2 separate regions of the Homo sapiens genome follow, and region 2 is linked to region 1. Evidence: chromatin loops called from intact Hi-C (ENCODE). Cell type or tissue: B cell. All regions are shown on one strand. Each heading gives the region's core, and the rest is flanking DNA. Links, peaks and the distances in the headings are about the cores only.

What was found. A loop is a pair of places that touch in the nucleus more often than their neighbours do. Peaks named below come from ENCODE experiments on the same cell type or tissue, not always from the same donor. Only the 100,000 strongest peaks of a DNase experiment are listed, where the experiment ranks them.
Region 2: a loop joins it to region 1, with 32 times the contacts of the local background. A loop is called at or near these places in 3 of 110 quality-filtered maps.

Annotation. Positions count from the first base shown.
Region 1 is chr12:5,001,830-5,004,748 of GRCh38, forward strand. No RefSeq gene overlaps it. Among named protein-coding and RNA genes, the nearest start is that of KCNA5, 41 kb to the right of the region's middle. In B cell, for the core only: CTCF peaks have their summits at 1,379 (motif pointing left) and 1,584; a DNase peak (open chromatin) is centred at 1,372; H3K27me3 peaks cover 475 bases.
Region 2 is chr12:4,578,276-4,581,194 of GRCh38, forward strand. All of the region lies in intron 2 of DYRK4 (dual specificity tyrosine phosphorylation regulated kinase 4), which reads left to right. Among named protein-coding and RNA genes, the nearest start is that of DYRK4, 18 kb to the left of the region's middle. In B cell, for the core only: no CTCF peak of the experiment used is centred there; a DNase peak (open chromatin) is centred at 1,636.

The DNA.
Region 1 (2,919 bases), core at 326-2,825:
GGGGCTGAACTGCTCAGGTTCATGGACACCCACCTCGCAGCTCCCTGCTAGGGCCTAGGACAGTGCTGGTGCCTAGCCAAGTCCATTTCTGTTGCATTGAATTGAAATGAGTTAGGGGCTGAGGGGAAAAAAAAAAGAAAAAGGCTTGTGATTTGTCCCATGGAAACTCATGTTATTCTTGCCAAAATCTTTGAAAAAGAGAAGCAGAGTGTGCACATTTTTTAAGGGTTACAGTCTTGTTTTTTTTTTACATCTCAGACTTTTCACATCAGGCCTAAGAGGAGCAGGCTAATGGGTATCTTGGAGGGCTGGATGAAGGGTAGCGGGGTCATGGCCACCCCCTCTGCAGGGCAGGAACCAGAGCAACAGAAGTAACAGAGAAATAGAAGAGCCTGGACATGTGCTGGTCTTTAGGGGAATCAGGAGATGGAGGAACAGTGTGGCCCCTCCTCTTATCCTCTGGTCATGGGATGCAGTGGCCTGTGGTCAGCACGCGGCAGGCACTTCTTCATCTGGCCCTGCCTTTTTTCCTCGGCTCCAGAATGGGGAATGAGCCACCACTCTTTGTAGATTTGTTGTGAGAATACAATGAGAAGTTGTGATAGTCAACGAAGTTCTTTACGTGTGTTGATCCATCCTGGAGCTTCACTACCTTTTCCACAATACCAGGGTTTGCTCATTTTCCAAAGCCCCAGTGTCCTTATAATTGGTGGTCCCATGGGGGGAACTGCAGGAACCATGAAGCCAGTTCACCCTGTGCCAGAGCCCTGGCTTTGTCATGCACCAGCTATGTAACTGTGGGCAAGTTTACCACTCATTACAAGTTAACGTGTTAACTTGTAATCATCATACTCACTTTGCAGAAGTGCCTGGAGGACCATCTGAGCAGAGACATGTAGGCAAGCACCCAGGACAGGTTGGCTGGACTGACCTGTATCTCACATACACTCCTGGGCATGCACTGAGGCCCTCCTCTTGTTTCAACTCTTCAGGCCTGCTTCTTCAGGCAGTTTTTGGGTTAGGAACATTTACCTTCCTCATTTTGCGGAGCAGGGTGCAAGCCTGTCTTTCCAAAAGGTGACGTTGCCTGGGTCAGAACACGCAGAGCGCTGGGAGCCCTTAGTTTGGGCGTCCCCACTGCAGGGACAGCCAAGGAAGTGAGGACAACTCCTGTTTCAATCTTCATACCCTGGGTGAGGATACGGAACTTGCATTTTATGCCTTTTCTCTACTTGGTACCTCAGTGGCGACCTCTGAGTTAGAGGTGTCACAACAGGGCCAGTTAGTTTCTGTTCATCAGGAAGCCCAAGGTGCCTTTGGAGCCCGGGTGGCAGAACTGACTGGCGTTGGCTGAATCCATGGGTCGCCTCTGTCCTCTAGTGGCGAGAGAGGGAAAGGCATTGGCCACTCCGGGCCAGGCTTGCCAACCAGATTCAATTGCCTTTGAGTGATGGTGTGTATTTGGTCACCTGGAAACCTAGCAGCACCAGGCAGCACAAACCCAAGCAAGGCCAACACACAGAAGTCATCACAGAACACATTCCAGGCCTGGGGTAGAGGGTTTCACTCACCTGTTTATTTGTTCATTCATTTATTCATTCAACAAATATTTATGGAGTGTCTGCTATGTGTGGGCATGGCTCTAGGAAGTAGATCAAGACAGTGATCAAAACAGGCAATGAGGCAGTGACGTCATTGGCAAGATGGCAGAAAAGGACTTTTCAGCACTTGCCCCTTCACTGAAACATGAATTTGAACAACAATCTGTGCACGAAAATACCTTCAGAAGAGCTCAGGAATCTGGGTGATAGATTACAGTACCTGATTAGTCAGTGTGGCGATTCCTCAGGGATCTAGAACTAGAAATACCATTTGACCCAGCCATCCCATTACTGGGTATATACCCAAAGGACTATAAATCATGCTGCTGTAAAGACACATGCACACGTACGTTTCTTGCGGCACTATTCACAATAGCAAAGACTTGGAACCAACCCAAATGTCCAACAATGATAGACTGGATTAAGAAAATGTGGCACATATACACCATGGAATACTATGCAGCCATAAAAATAATGAGTTCATGTCCTTTGTAGGGACATGGATGAAATTGGAAATCATCATTCTCAGTAATCTATCACAAGGACAAAAAACCAAACACCGCATGTTCTCACTCATAGGTGGGAATTGAACAATGAGTACACATGGACACAGGAAAGGGAACATCACACTCTGGGGACTGTTGTGGGGTGGGGGGAGGGGGGAGGGATAGCATTAGGAGATATACCTAATGCTAAATGACGAGTTAATGGGTGCAGCACACCAGCATGGCACATGTATTCATATGTAACTGACCTGCACATTGTGCACATGTACCCTAAAACTTAAAGTGAAATAATAATAATAAAATAAAATGAAATAAAATAAAAAAGAAAAGACACATTGAAGGCAGTAGGAAGGACAGCTTCAGATTACCTGTGTCCTCACACCCCCAAGCCTATGCAGGGCATCACCGAGAGATACCTTCTACGTGGAGGAAAGAGAGCGAAGTGACCGCCAGTTTCACTGTGGACCCTAGTGCTAGGCTAGCCCTTATGAATCCAGGATCCTGGAGTCTAATAATGTTAACAGAAAAACATTAAACAGATTAAATTTAATAGAGTTTAATTGAGCAAATAACAAAAATTCATGAATCAGTCAGTCCTCAGACCAAATAGGTTCAGAGAACTCCAGGCTGCAACATGGTCAGGTAGCATTTATGGACAGAAAATGGAAGGGAGGTGCAGAGACCAGTTGATGGGTTATGGCTTCATTTGTCTTATTTGAGCATGTTCTTATCAGTTGGCCCCCTGCAACTGACTGAAGCTCAGCTGCTGAGACTGGCTGAGACTCAGTTACCTGTTATAAAATTATACTCCT
Region 2 (2,919 bases), core at 179-2,678, 420 kb before region 1:
GTCTATAATCTCTGACCAGATTTTTTATCTCTTTGAAGAAATTGCTGGTTAATTTCTTCAAACCTGTCTTTTCCAGTTCATTCATACTCCCTCTGGCTATGTATAATATGTTATTAAGCCCATTCATTTGGTTTTTAATTTCAACTGTTATATTTTTTAGTTTTGAAAATTCTAATTTGTTCATTTTTAAATCTGTTCTGTTATTTGCATGGAGTCTTACACTTTACTCACATTTTTAGGCTCTTTAATTTCTTTAAGCAAGTTATGCGTAGTTAATTTATAAGTTTTACCTGATAATTCCAATACTTGGATATTATATTTGGAAATATAACTATTTGGAAATATTGGGGGTGATCTGATTCTGGTGTTTATAGTTTTTGCTAATTCTCACCCACAGCACCTTGTTGTCTTGTATCTTTTAACTTTTTACTAGTCTTGTTTTGTGGAAAAGCCTGAGTCTGAGAGAGTATGAATGGTTTGCCAAGGCCACACAGCCAGCGAGTGGCAGCATAGGAATGCCAGTCAAAATCTGTCTGACTCTGAGGTCTGTGTACTTTTCTCTATCCTGTGAGGCCTAATGACCCTTGACTGATGAACTCTTTTACAAATCATCCCATACGTGATTATTGAGAGCCAAGCATTGTTTTTGGTGCTGGGATACAAAAATAGACATGCACATCTCCTTCTTTCACAGTCTAGTGTGACATAAACTGCAAATGGGCCGGGTGCAGTGGCTCATGCCTGTAATTCCAGCACTTTGGGAGGCCGAGGTGGGTGGATCATGAGGTGAAGAGATTGAGACCATCCTGGCCAACATGGTGAAACCCCGTCTCTACTAAAAATACAAAAATTAGCTGAGCGTGGTGGCGTGCCCTGTAGTCCCAGCTACTTGAGAGGCTGAGGCAGGAGAATCATTTGAACCTGGGAGGCGGAGGTTGCAGTGAGCCGAGATTGTACCACTGCACTCCAGCCTGGTGACAGAGCGAGATGCCGTCTCAAAATGATAATAATAATCATGATAATAATAATGATAAATAAATAAAAATAAAAAATAAAACACACAATGGCCAAGTGACACTGAGGCATGGGAGTGCTCTCATGCAGGTAGAAACAGTTCTCTGAGAGTCTAGACAAAGTTTTCTTAAGCCATTGGCTAATGCCCAGCGTACCATTTCATGCTTCACTGACATGCCGGTCACTTTAGTACTGTCACATGGCATGAGTTACAGGGCTCTTTATTCATATTTTCATCTAAATGAATCACTCCCCCTGGAGTTAAGCAAGGAGGCTGCATGTGGACTGGAGGGAGGGCATTTCAGGCAGAAGAAATAACATATACAAAAGCATGCAAAGGCATTCTATCTAAATCGATAGAAATAGAGCCTTAGAAATTATCTACTCAAACCCTCCTACATGATGCATAAATCCACTTTATATTATAGGAAATTTAGTGTCTAATTTATAGAATAAATGCTTGCTTTCTGAATGTCTCTATTGTCAGCTGAATTCAGGCACTATCAGAATAAAAGCATGATCTTACTTTTAATTAGCGACCTTTGGAGGGGAAGTTCTTTATAATCCCTTGTCACCCGGTTTCCTGGCAGAACACAAAGAGGTCAGAGGAGATCACTGGGTGGCAGCATGAGACAGTAAAATGACGCTAGAGGGCTTACGTTCTAGACGGGCTTGCTGCTGTTAATTGTGTTATCTTGGACAAGTCACTTGGATAATGTTTGCCTCCCTTTCTCCATCTGTAAAATGAGGGCATTATACTACACATGCCCTAAGGTCACATTCATTATCATGATTTACCAAGGTGCATTTAACAGAAGTCCAGAAAACAAAGTATCTCCCCAAGGCCCTGCACTGAATGCATTAGAAATTGACTCCAGCTATCTGGACCCCCAGGCTCTTGCCCTTCCTCAAGGATGGCAGGGCCTCCTCTTTCCACCTCTACTAGGGACAGAGCTGGTGGGTAGGACCCCAGGGAGGCTACTACATCAACGAGATGAAAATCTGGTCCTCCCAAGAGGCTGGCCACGTTCGTCCCACTAATGGGTCTCAGGGGTGCAGCTGTGGCTGTTGGTGTGATTTGGAGGCGGCTCCTCCCCATCTAGGCATCCTGGGCTCCCTCATGCACAGCAAAGGGACTTAAAGGGCAGACCCTTAGCTTCAAATGGCAGTGGGAGAGATGCTGTGATTTGTTCAAGGTCTGTAGCAGCCAGGGTAGCTTAATCCCTTAGCTGGGGACCCTTAGGAGCCCAGCCACCTCCCTCCCTCCCAGTTCTTTGTGATGCTCTGCTGAGCCTAATTGTCTAACTAGTTGCATTCTGCAGAAAATCCCCAAAGAGTTTGTTTCTTTCTCCTGGTCACACCCCCTCCCTGCATGAATGCATTTATTTTTAACTCCTGGTAGTTCTGGCCTCTGGGAAGGGATGACAGAGCCTGTAAGGAAGAAGTTGTGAGCTGATATCACAGAAGCTGAGCTTCATTTGCCCATCCAACCACCAGGCACTTAGGGATTTTTTTTTTTTTAAATGGGAAACAGGAAGAGACAAGGAGGAGTCAGCTGAGAAAACAGGAAAATCGCCTGTGAAGTATGACTGAGGCGGGATGGTGTGATGGAGGTGTGCCTTTCCGAAAAGGCTGGGTGGCCTGAGGCCTGCAGAGAGTCCAGTTGCTATCTTCCCTGAACAGTCCAGGTGAGGACATCCAGCGTTCGGTCCAAGGTAATAAGATGAGCCAGTGCTTCTAGAGTTCTGCTCTAACTAGCCCTAAATAGGGACCAGTCCTATTATCCTTTGGGTCTTGGTGTGAGAGGGCAGGACATAATACTCCCCTGTGGTCCTTGGGTAAACTGAGCTTGATACCCAAGGTGAGAGAGCCTGTGCTTGCTGGGGGTCAGGGCCTGACATGATG